Regions from separate parts of the Homo sapiens genome. Here region 2 is linked to region 1. The links are chromatin contacts, found by Hi-C or POLR2A ChIA-PET in ENCODE. All regions are on one chromosome and are shown on one strand. Each heading gives the region's core, a stretch centred on a gene start or an enhancer-like site at or near the end of the contact. The rest is flanking DNA. Distances are from core to core; before and after follow the strand shown. Region 1 overlaps ABCA4 (ATP binding cassette subfamily A member 4). Region 2 has its middle 21 kb from the start of ABCA4.

Evidence for each region. Hi-C counts contacts between places; a loop is a spot of excess contacts on that map. ChIA-PET counts read pairs that join two places held with the same protein, here RNA polymerase II (POLR2A).
Region 2: a map of endothelial cell of hepatic sinusoid shows a loop between it and region 1 (2.3-fold over the local background). The contact joins two enhancer-like sites. A Hi-C loop is called at or near these places in 1 of 168 maps with a recorded cell type or tissue (endothelial cell of hepatic sinusoid). POLR2A ChIA-PET finds 5 or more read pairs at or near these places in 1 of 52 experiments (GM12878).

What each region holds. Positions count from the first base shown.
Region 1 is chr1:94,019,926-94,025,275 of GRCh38, forward strand. ABCA4 (ATP binding cassette subfamily A member 4) reads right to left here. Exons shown (of 50, transcript NM_000350.3): 31 at 5,029-5,123; 32 at 3,461-3,493; 33 at 1,921-2,026; 34 at 1,715-1,789; 35 at 1,315-1,484. Among named protein-coding and RNA genes, the nearest start is that of ABCA4, 99 kb to the right of the region's middle. RefSeq lists an enhancer at 821-2,020. Within about 2 kb of position 1,251, at least 11 of the 41 ENCODE cell types and tissues checked have a DNase peak (open chromatin) inside an H3K27ac peak, as active enhancers do.
Region 2 is chr1:94,139,027-94,144,423 of GRCh38, forward strand. No RefSeq gene overlaps it. Among named protein-coding and RNA genes, the nearest start is that of ABCA4, 21 kb to the left of the region's middle. Within about 2 kb of position 3,785, at least 3 of the 41 ENCODE cell types and tissues checked have a DNase peak (open chromatin) inside an H3K27ac peak, as active enhancers do.

The sequences.
Region 1 (5,350 bases), core at 1-2,500:
ATATGGACCAAGGTTAAATGGGTATTTGCGGGTTGCCTTTCTATTTCATGTGAATATTTCTAGACAACCTTTCTTTTTATTATATTCTCTAATTATTTTTATGGTGTATAGAAATAGATGTTTATATTAATCTTATGTACTGCAATGCTCTCATTAGCTCTAATAATCTGTCTATAGAGTCTCTTGAATTTTCTATGTTGACAGACATACGGTCTGTGAGATTTATCTTTTGTTAATAATCATCTTGTTAAATCACATTTTCAAGAAGTACATCGTAACACAAGGAAATGTTCATGATGTAAATTTAAGTGAAAAGAGGGCAGGCAAGTTGTACAGGGACTTGGCTCTATTTATTCTTTCCTCGGACAAATAGAAGGCATCTGGCTGAGGGGTAAGTTGGGGCTAAAGCCAGCCTGAACTTTATGTACAAGCCATAACCCCTGGCATGGGACAGTGTCCACCTGCAGAAAAGAGCATTTTTACTAATTTCCACAAAGGTATCCTATGTGGTAGTCACTACCTTGATAAAACTACAGATCATATCATCCATACACGTAGTAAGCTTAGAACAAATGACTGGAAGGAGACACACGAAAGTGTGGCTGAGTGAGAATTAACAGAGGACAGTCTAGGGCCCTAGGGTGTCCAGAGGAAGACACCAAGGAGCCAAGGCCCAGGTTTTAGTGGATGACCCTGGGCATGTTCACTGGCACTCAGCGTGTGCTAGGATAGTAAAATCAGGACCCCACAACGTTGCTGAAGTTTGCACTAACAAAGGTGCTCCTACCAACCCCTCCTCCATGTAGGCCTCAAATAGAGTGAACATACTACAAAACGCACAAGGCCACTGTCTCCACTGGCTGAAACTGTGCAAGAAGAGCCTCAGCTTGAGGGTAGCAAAGCTCTGTCGACATCTCCAAAGTATGCTCTTCTGAGGAAATTCCTGGAATCTAAGATAATTACTCCGAGGGAGCTGAAAGGTTTACTGAACTTTGCCAGTTCCTGGCAGCTGCTTTGCACATAGCAAAGATAATAATTGTATAAGCTCCAGGAGCAACTTGCTATCAAAAGCCAAAAGGGAATGGAACCAAATGTAAACTTACTTGCCACATAAATGTTGGGGAGAAAGAATGACCAAGAGGTCTGGTATGTGAAGTGTGAGGCACTTATTTGAAAGTCGGATGTTCATATGTGCCTGACTAAACAGCATTACCATCCAAATCAGCACTTCGCGGTGGTGAGAATCCTCTCAGGATGTTCAAAGAGTGGAGAAGGTGACAAGAAAGTGGTGAGGCTGGGGCTGTGGTGGCTTACACTGTAATCTCTGAGAGCTGCTCCTTGGTCAGGTTCAGGGGTTGGCTAATGACGGTGATTCCATACTCCTCGGGGCTCCTGTCCTTAGGCAGGCTGGCCCGTAAGATGGCGTTGTGGGCCACATTGAGAAAGCTGACCAGGGCATGCCAGCCTTTGTTATTAAACCACACCTAGAGGGTGGAGAGGACATCTGAGACGCTGCACTAACAGCTAGTTAAAGCAGAAATCAGTGAAGGAAAGGAAATTTGAGAAGCAGGAAGGGTTTGGTAGCTGGAAGACATTCCTTGCTAGATTTCAGCAGGAGGAGGGATGGAATTTAATGAAGGTAGGAAAGTAAAAATAAAATAACCAGCTCAGGTAAATTTTTAGCTCCAGAGCAGATTATACATAGGTCAAGTACCTTAATGTTGTCTTCAGTTTCTAGATGTTTAAGGAAATCAGGTATTTCTTTAGAGGCCTCTCTAGTGATAGGGCCCTAAAAACCATGTAAACAAACAAACAAGACGGTTTTAATTTTTTTTTCCTGTTATCACTCATGAGAGTTTCTCATTCATGGTAGTTAAGCAAGTCAAAAATCCTACTCAAATCTCCAGTCTGTTTACATACCCCGCTCACATTCATGATCCGGCCAAGGTCGCTTAAAAACCCAACAAGTGCTTCCCCCGTGATGGGGACGACTGGGAGCTTTCCTCCAATGGAAATTCCTCCATACCTGACAAGGAAACAGGAAATCCTCAGACCAGGGCCACGAACTTCACGCCTACTAGTAGCTCTCTCGGGTTTTGTAGGGAAACATGAACTTTCGGGGGAATTGCCTGGACCAGCGAGCAACATGGCTCCACTTTACAAACCAGCTTTTAACTCTTTTCCCACTGCTGCTGCCTCCAGGAAGGAGTCCAAACCCTCATCCTGGCCTCTGAGGCCCTTCTGCATCTGGTCTGTGCCCCTCTCCAACTTCATCCTTCCTCAGCCCTTCCCTGGAGTGGCCTATTCTGGACATATCGAGTCACTTCCAGAGCTCCTCATGGCCCAGACTGCCTGCATGTCTCTGCCTTTGCATGGCTGCTAGCTCCCCTCGGCACCTTTCCCTTTTGGGAGCATCGAGCCAACTCCAGGTCCTCTTTCACATGTCACATGTCATCTCCTCCCATCCCAGCCAAGGACTCCTTTTCTGTGCCACCTCTGTGCTTTGCAGGTACTTCTAGCAGCACAGGACCCATCTTCATCCTGTCATCCCTACCTCTCGGGGCTTCTGTGCCTCACACCTGTTCAGGGAGGCCCTTAGCCTCTCCTGCCTGGACTTGTGCTCTGCTTCTTCACTGGCCCTGGGATCTATCTCCTGTACTGCCCTGGAAGTCTGAAGTGACTGTGTGGAAACACCAGTCTGAGTGCATCACTCCCTGGCCTCAAACCCTTCAAAGGCAGGGCAGAAGCCAAAGTCAACAGAACAGAATGAATTAGCTGGTTATACCAAGCAGAGGAGGAGCTCTTTCTCAGGGCCTTGAATCACTGCCTCACTCCTACTCTCTGTCTCAGCCGAGGCCCCACAGGTCCCTCTGGAGAGCAATCCTGAAAGCCAGATTTCATGTGTACGGTCTAGAATCTGCCCAGGAAAGCACATACATGTCAGCCCCGCACCTGTTCTGGAGGTGCAGTTCCTGAGGGAGGCTGGGAGGCAGCAGGCTCCTAGAGTCCCACTTGGTGAGGTTCTAAACCTCTGGAAATATTTCAACCTCCAGGATGCCTCAGGAATGGGGTGAGTCTGGGGCTGGCCCACACTCCCTGAAGCTTAAAAGGAATGGGCCAAGGAGTGTCCCGGGTTTAGGCTACAAGGCCCTCTTGTTGGAGTATTATAAACTGTTATATACTTGGAGGTTTTAGAAGCTTTTTTTGGGTGAGAATGCTCTGAAACGCCACATCAGGGAATGCCACCCCCACTTATGTCCTCCAAGAAGAGGCACCACTGAGTGTCTTCTGAGTCTGGGATGTCCCTAGCCACATATTCTTCAGGACGTGTCTTGTGACTTCCTGAGCACCTACAGAACAGCCCCTCCTCATGGCTGTGAGGTGTGCCTTTTAAAAGTGTGCAATTATTTCAACAATGAATCAATCTGAGATTTTAATTCTGATAAAAATAGTTTCTTACCTCTGTTCATTGACCCAGAATTTGCTCTTTAAGCTGAAAGCCAAAATAAAATAATGCAATGAATACCACAAGTACAGCAGTGCCGTTAACTTTCTTTCCCAAACATTCATTTTGAAGACTGAAGTCTCAGTCTTCAGGGGCATTTTTGCATTTTCCGATATCCAAGCAATGCGGAAGCCGCCCAGCCCTGGGACATTGCCTGAATACACATGCAGAGAAAGGACCTATGATTTCCCCCACTGGCTCTCCAAATCATATCCCGCATGCTGGACTTTCTGAGTGGTCCTGTTGTCAGGTCATATGTCAGGTCAATATGCCTGATCTGGACCCAGAACACACGGCAATGACCATGTCAGTGTGGAATGAAGGCTGCAGCCCTCCTGTCTTCCACCCTGCAAAAATGAGACTCTAACAACCACCTGCACACCTCGGGGGAGTTCCGACTCACTCCACAGCCCAAAGTTAAGGCACTGACATTCAGTCAATCAAGGGTAAAATGACAAAATGGGAAATGAACAGATGCCAACTCTGGACCCCAGAGCTCAATCCCATGAACTGTCATTGTCATCCACCTTTAAGCACACACGCACAAAATCCAAAATTTCATACTGGAGATTTGCTGCTGAGAACTCAGTTTGGGATGGTTGCTGTTTATTGCATTCTATTTATTCTGCTTTTATTTTGGGGCTTGGATGGCATTCTTTGTTTTGCTAAATGCTTTCACCATTTGCAGTGTGTTCTAGTTAATTAAGTCAATTTATCCCTCGTTCAGGGCTCTGGCAGGTGAAGCAACAGAAAGTCCTACTAAAGTTAGACAGGAGGTTTTATCTTAAAGCCCCAGAGCCTGTGCGGACTGGACCACGCTTCCTTAGGATCCTCTCTCCTGGCATGGCATGCCCCTGTCAAGCTGCTTGTTCTGATACGGGCTGCCAAAGCTGTTCCATCCTGGATGGGGCTGATAAGAACAGCTGGAGAGCCAAGAGAACTAGATATTTCTTGAAAAGTTCATTGGCATCTCAAAGGGCAGTGATCAAAGATGATAATTCACAGTTAGAATATGACAGCTGCAGTTGACCTGGCTCGCCCTGGCGTGTGCTGGACTCAGACACTGTCCCGCTGCCTCTTTCCCACCCTATCTTTTTCCTTTCTCTTTTTTGCCACTTACTTATTTTCTCTTTTTCTTCTACCTTTTCCCCTATACTCCTCCACCTCCCTCCAAATTTTTACTCTCTCTTTTAACTAGTTAAAATATGTGGCTGCATTTTTGAATAACTTCTATGGTCTTCTGATATAACTTTTAATAATACGTGGGTTAAAATTTAAGACTGCTTGCCCTAAATGTAAAAACAAACAAACAAACAACAAAAAAAGAATTAATCTTAAGTTACATTTTACTTGTATGTGCCTCAATTGCTTTTTATGTTGAATGGGGCCCTCAAATCAGATAAAAAAGAAAAAAATCTACTGCCCTGATCATACATAAATTGAGAGAGAAAATTATCTTCTGTCCCTAGTTAATATCTTCTACAGGGAGCCAGGATAAAAAGCATAAAAGGATTTCTTCTTACCTGCTTCTTATAAGAGCAGGATACGTTTTTACCAAGAAGTCGGAGATGTTCCTGTCCGTCAGGTCTTGTAGAATTTCCGTGCTGCGCTGTGTTCTCTGAGGCAATGAGACACCCACGTTAATTACCTTGGAACTTGAGGACTTATAAGTAGTTTGTGAAACTGCTTGTTGTCTTCCAAAAATTATTTATGGATTGAGCTGCTGAGAAAATACTAAATAAAGTACTGGCATCTCCCTAGTTCTCACTTCAATGATGTGTAACTCATCTTTGATGCCTCTTTTTTCGCCAATCCATTGACAAGACAGAATGGCGTCACTCCAAA
Region 2 (5,397 bases), core at 2,535-5,034, 120 kb after region 1:
TGGGAAAACTGGCTAGCCATATGTAGAAAGCTGAAACTGGATCCCTTCCTTACACCTTATACAAAAATTAACTCAGGATGGATTAAAGACTTAAATGTAGTACCTAAAACCATAAAAACCCTAGAAGGAAACCTAGGCAATATCATTCAGGCCATAGGCATGGGCAAGGACTTCATGTCTAAAACACCAAAAGCAATGACAACAAAAGCCAAAATAGACAAAGAGGATCTAATTAAACTAAAGAGTTTCTGCACAGCCAAAGAAACTACCATCAGAGCGAACATGCAACCTACAGAATGGGAGAAAATTTTTGCAATCTACTCTTCTGACAAAGGGCTAATATACAGAATCTACAATGAATTCAAACAAATTTACAAGAAAAAAACAAACAACCCCATCAAAAAGTAGGCGAAGGGTGTGAACAGACACTTCTCAAAAGAAGACATTTATGCAGCCAAAAGACACATGAAAAGATGCTCATCATCACTGGTCATCAGAGAAATGCAAGTCAAAACCACAGTGAGATACCATCTCACACCAGTTAGAATGGCGATCATTGAAGTCAGGAAACAACAGGTCCTGGAGAGGATGTGGAGAAACAGGAATGCTTTTACACTGTTGGTGGGACTGTGAACTAGTTCAACCATTGTGGAAGTCAGTATGGTGATTCCTCAGGGATCTAGAACTAGAAATACCATTTGACGCAGCCATCCCATTACTGGGTATATACCCAAAGGATTATAAAACATGCTGCTTTAAAGACGCATGCACATGTATGTTTATTGTGGCACTATTCACAACAGCAAAGACTTGGAACCAACCCAAATGTCCAACAATGATAGACTGGATTAAGAAAATGTGGCACATATACACCATGGAATACTATGCAGCCATAAAAAATGAGTTCATGTACTTTGTAGGGACATGGATGAAGCTGGAAACCATCATTCTCAGCAAACTATCGCAAGGACAAAAACCAAACACCGCATGTTCTCACTCACAGGTGGGAATTGAACAGTGGGAACACATGGACACAGGAAGGGGAACATCACACACCAGGGCCTGTCGTCGGGTGGGGGAAGGGGGGAGGGATAGCATTAGGAGATATACCTAATGTTGGATGATGAGTTAATGGGTGCAGCAAGCAACATGGCACAGGTATACATATGTAACAAATCTGCACGTTGTGCACATGTACCCTAAAACTTAAAGTATAATTAAAATAAATAAATTAATTAACTAAAAAAAAAAAGATTTTGGTGGTCAATATGGTTTGGCTGTGTCTCCACCCAAATCTCATCTTGAACTGTAGTTCCCATAATCCCCATGTGTTGTGGGAGGGACCCAGTGGGAGGTAATTTAATCATAGGGGTGGTTACCCTCGTGCTGTTCTCATGATAGTGAGTTTTCACGAGATCTGATGGTTTTATAAGGGGCTTTTTCCCCTTTTGCTTTGGTACTTCTCTTGCCTGCCACCGTGTAAGACGTGTTTTTGCTTCTCCTGTGCCTTCCACCATGATTGTGAGGCCTCCCCAGCCATGTGGAACTGTGAGTCCATTAAAACTTTTCCTTTATAAATTACCCAGTCTCGGGTATGTCTTTATCAGCAGCGTAAGAACAGACTAATACAGTGGTTAAGAACATAAGCTTTAGAGTCAGACACACTTGGTATTTATTTATTTATTTTAGAGACAAGATCTTACTCTGTCACCCAGGCTGGAGTGCAGTGGTACAATCATGGCTCACAGTACCCCTGACCTCCTGGGCTCATGTGATCCTCCCATCTCAGCCAAGACTACAGGCACATGCCACTGCGCCTAAGTCTCACTATGTTGCCCAGGCTGGCCTCTGAACTTAAGCGATCCTCCTGCTTTGGCCCCCCAAAGTGCTTGGATTACAGATGTGAACCACTCCACCAGGCGCTACACCTATGTTTTGAACCCTATTCTACTGCTTATGAGGTATACAAAATGGGGAAAGCTTTTAAAAATTCCATTTTTATCAGTTTTATTATACGTAAAGTGAGAATAATAATATCTGTTGCATAGAATTGTTAATAGTGGTTGTTGAGAACCCCTACATCAGAGGGCTGTGATTAAATGAGATTATATGAAAGGAAGCACTTATCACGGTGCTCAGTCTAAAGGAAGTGTTAAATGGTGGTATTATTACTTTGATAAGAAATGTTGACTGTTGATGAATTTACTACTTCATGTCTTGAAATCATTGATGACATGATTGAACTTTTAAGATGGAGGTCCATCTTCTTACATATAAAAATATATCTGTGATGCTGGGCACGGTGGCTCACGCCTATAATCCCAGCACTTTGGGAGGCCAAGGTGGGCGGATCACGAGGTCAGGAGTTCGAGACTAGCCTGACCAATATGGTGAAACCCTGTCTCTACTAAAAAATACAAAAATTAGCCAGGCATGGTGGCAGGCACCTGTAATCCCAGCTACTCGGGAGACAGACGCAGGAGAATCACTTGAACCCGGGAGGCGGAGGTTGCAGTGAGCCGAGATTGCACCACTGTACTCCAGCCTGAGCAACAGAGCAAGACTCCATCTCAAAAAAGAAAAAAAAAAATCTGTGATAACCGGTATGTCCACTCAAATACTTATTATCTCCTCTATAAATGCAAGAAAAGTTTCCTCTCCTCTCACTTGCCTCATTTCTGTAATTAACTGTTGCCACCCCTCCAAATACCTTCACAGCAGCAAAGATAACTTTACATTTTTATGGACTTAAAATGTGAAGGCATTAACTCAGGTATACTAGTTCGCTTGTCCTTCACAATTGCCCTGTCATGCAGGTATTATTCTCATTTCAAAGATTAGGAAACACCCTCAAAAAGGCTGGATGACCTGCCAAAATCATGTAGCATGCCAATAGAAAAGTTGGGGTGGAAACACAGGCTTTTTCATTCTTTCCCATCACATGAGTCTTTGACAAAGCAGGAAATAAATGGTTGAATCTTCCTTTGACTTATATCTCCCCTTCCTGGTACACAATGTCATCAGCTTCTGCAAAAAGTTGACCAGTGCATGTATGAGTAGGGAGGCATCCCATTTTCCATGGATACCAATGCAGGAAGCAGTTGTTAGTTCTTCATTCTAGACTGCCACTGGGCAGTTGTGGTTTTATCCCTTTTATTTAAAACAGGGAAACAGGCAGCTGTAATTCAGCATTTGTTAAAAAGGAAAACTGAGTCATTTGTTTTTCGCTGATTTCCATTCTAACCTCCCTCTGTGCTGATAGAAGGCAAATAGCTCCCAGACCTTTTGGTGATTCATCCACATATTGGCAGCTAGTCTGGGATTCCAATTCAGTTCCAAGAGCACTAATTTCCTATTTTCTCCTTGTTTCAGAAATTATCACAAAAGACTTTAATTACCACTGTGAGCATCCAAAGAAAGGATAAGATCGGGTTGGTTTTGCAAACTGCTAGGCTCTTTCAACCCTGAAGATGGGCCTTTTGGACTGGAGCCTGCAGGTGAAATGCATCACCAGCCATCTTTGTAAAAGGTGAAAGAACCAGCTTCACGGGGACCTGGGGCTCAGACTTCACTCACACTTCTGAGAAGAAGTAAGGAAAAGAAAAAATGGAGAGGAAGGAGTGAAGAGGGGAAAGACTAGAAAAGTTAAAGGCAGACAGAAGGGGAAGCCACTAGCTTCGGGTCCTCCTCACTGGTTCCTTTCCTTGGAGCAGGGAAACTCACAGGTGCAGGGGCACTGGAAGTGGCTATCTGCCTTCCGCCTCCCTCCTCTTGTCCCACAGAGGCTCACAGCCTGGATTGCCTGTAGTTGAGCACTTTCACAACATTGCTTACCAGCTGCTCCCCACTGTAGAGGATGTTGTCAGATTACTTAATATTAATCTCTCTTGATTAGATTGCAAATTATACTTGAAGTTGTTTTAGTGAAGTCTGTATTCTATTTTCATTCAGATTAAAGGGTAAGATTTGTGAAAACATTCCCAACAGCTTTGGTAAAACAGTTTAATTAATTGGATTTGAAAACATTGGCTCCAAGACTGAATTTCAGCCAGCAATAAATGTCTCCAAGGGGCATATAAGATTCTTTAGGGTTCAAGTACATTTGTTAAAAAAACTCTTTTAAATAAAATAGTCTAAGACACGCCTAGTGCAAGTAAACTCCCATTATGGCCTAGGTTGTTAAGCCCTTGCATCAGTTTCCTTCAGCTACTGGAAGTAAGAAAAAACAAAGTGCACCCCAGAGCAATCTTTCTGCTGGTGTCACATCTCCTGCATCAACCTGGAGTGGCCATTAAACATACAGACTCCCAGGCTCCATGGCTGAACTACTCAATGGGAACATCTGGGAGTGAGGCCCAGGAATCTGAATGTTTAGCAAGGTTTCCAGGTGGCTCTGATGCACGCACCTAGCATTTGAGAAGCACTCCAGAGGAGATCAGAAAGACAGGCCAGTTTTCCACTGGAGTAAGTGCCAGGGTTTGCCTTCAGGCTCTCTTGTCCAAGTCCAGTTAATTCTCACAGCTTCAGGATCACTACAAACCAATCACTGCTGGAGGGAAAGTGGGACTGGTTTACACGAAGAAAATATAACACTGGCTTCTATTACATCACCAAGCATAACACACCAAAACCAAACATGCAAATGTTGGGGAATTTTCACTTATTGAATTATGTAACAGCTCTGAAATCTTTTATGTGATGTTGTCATTTGACTGCACAGTTATTTATCCATTTTTAACTCAAGGAAAAAGACTTCATAAATATAAAGAATGTTTTATGACAACAAAGGCATATTCTTTCTGCAATCTTAGATTGTTAGTAACCAGAATCTCCTTACAAAATATATACACATATATTTTTAAATTACAAAATAGACTGGGCCTGTCTGGGTTAAGTCAATAATTTGGTGGGCTCAAATGACACAACTCAAGCAAGTGCAGCTGTGGCTTTGCCAGCATTTTATTTACTCAGTCTCTTTGGACTTACCTGATGCAATGACTCTGTCAAGGCTGCTCCAGTGAAGGAAGACATCTCATAAAGCTTCATCTCAAACCAGTTTACCAATTATGTAAACAGTTTTTGAGGGTTGTCTATGTGCCAGGCAATTATGCTGGGTACTTATGGATAGAATTAAGCATGGTATTAAAAGAGCGCCTCTCAGCTTTTAGCTGTGTGTCACAACTACCTGTGAAGCTTTTTGAGAATACTAAAGTATAGGCCTTACCACACACCCACTGAACTAGAACCTTCAGGAGCAGCATCCAGGCAACTGAATTTATAAAAATCTCTCCAGGTGACCTTAATGCAGAACCAAAATTAAAAACCACTGTGTTAAATCCTACAAAGAGCCTTCCCCTTCTGAGAAGTTTCAGTCTATGGGAGATATACTGATGTAAA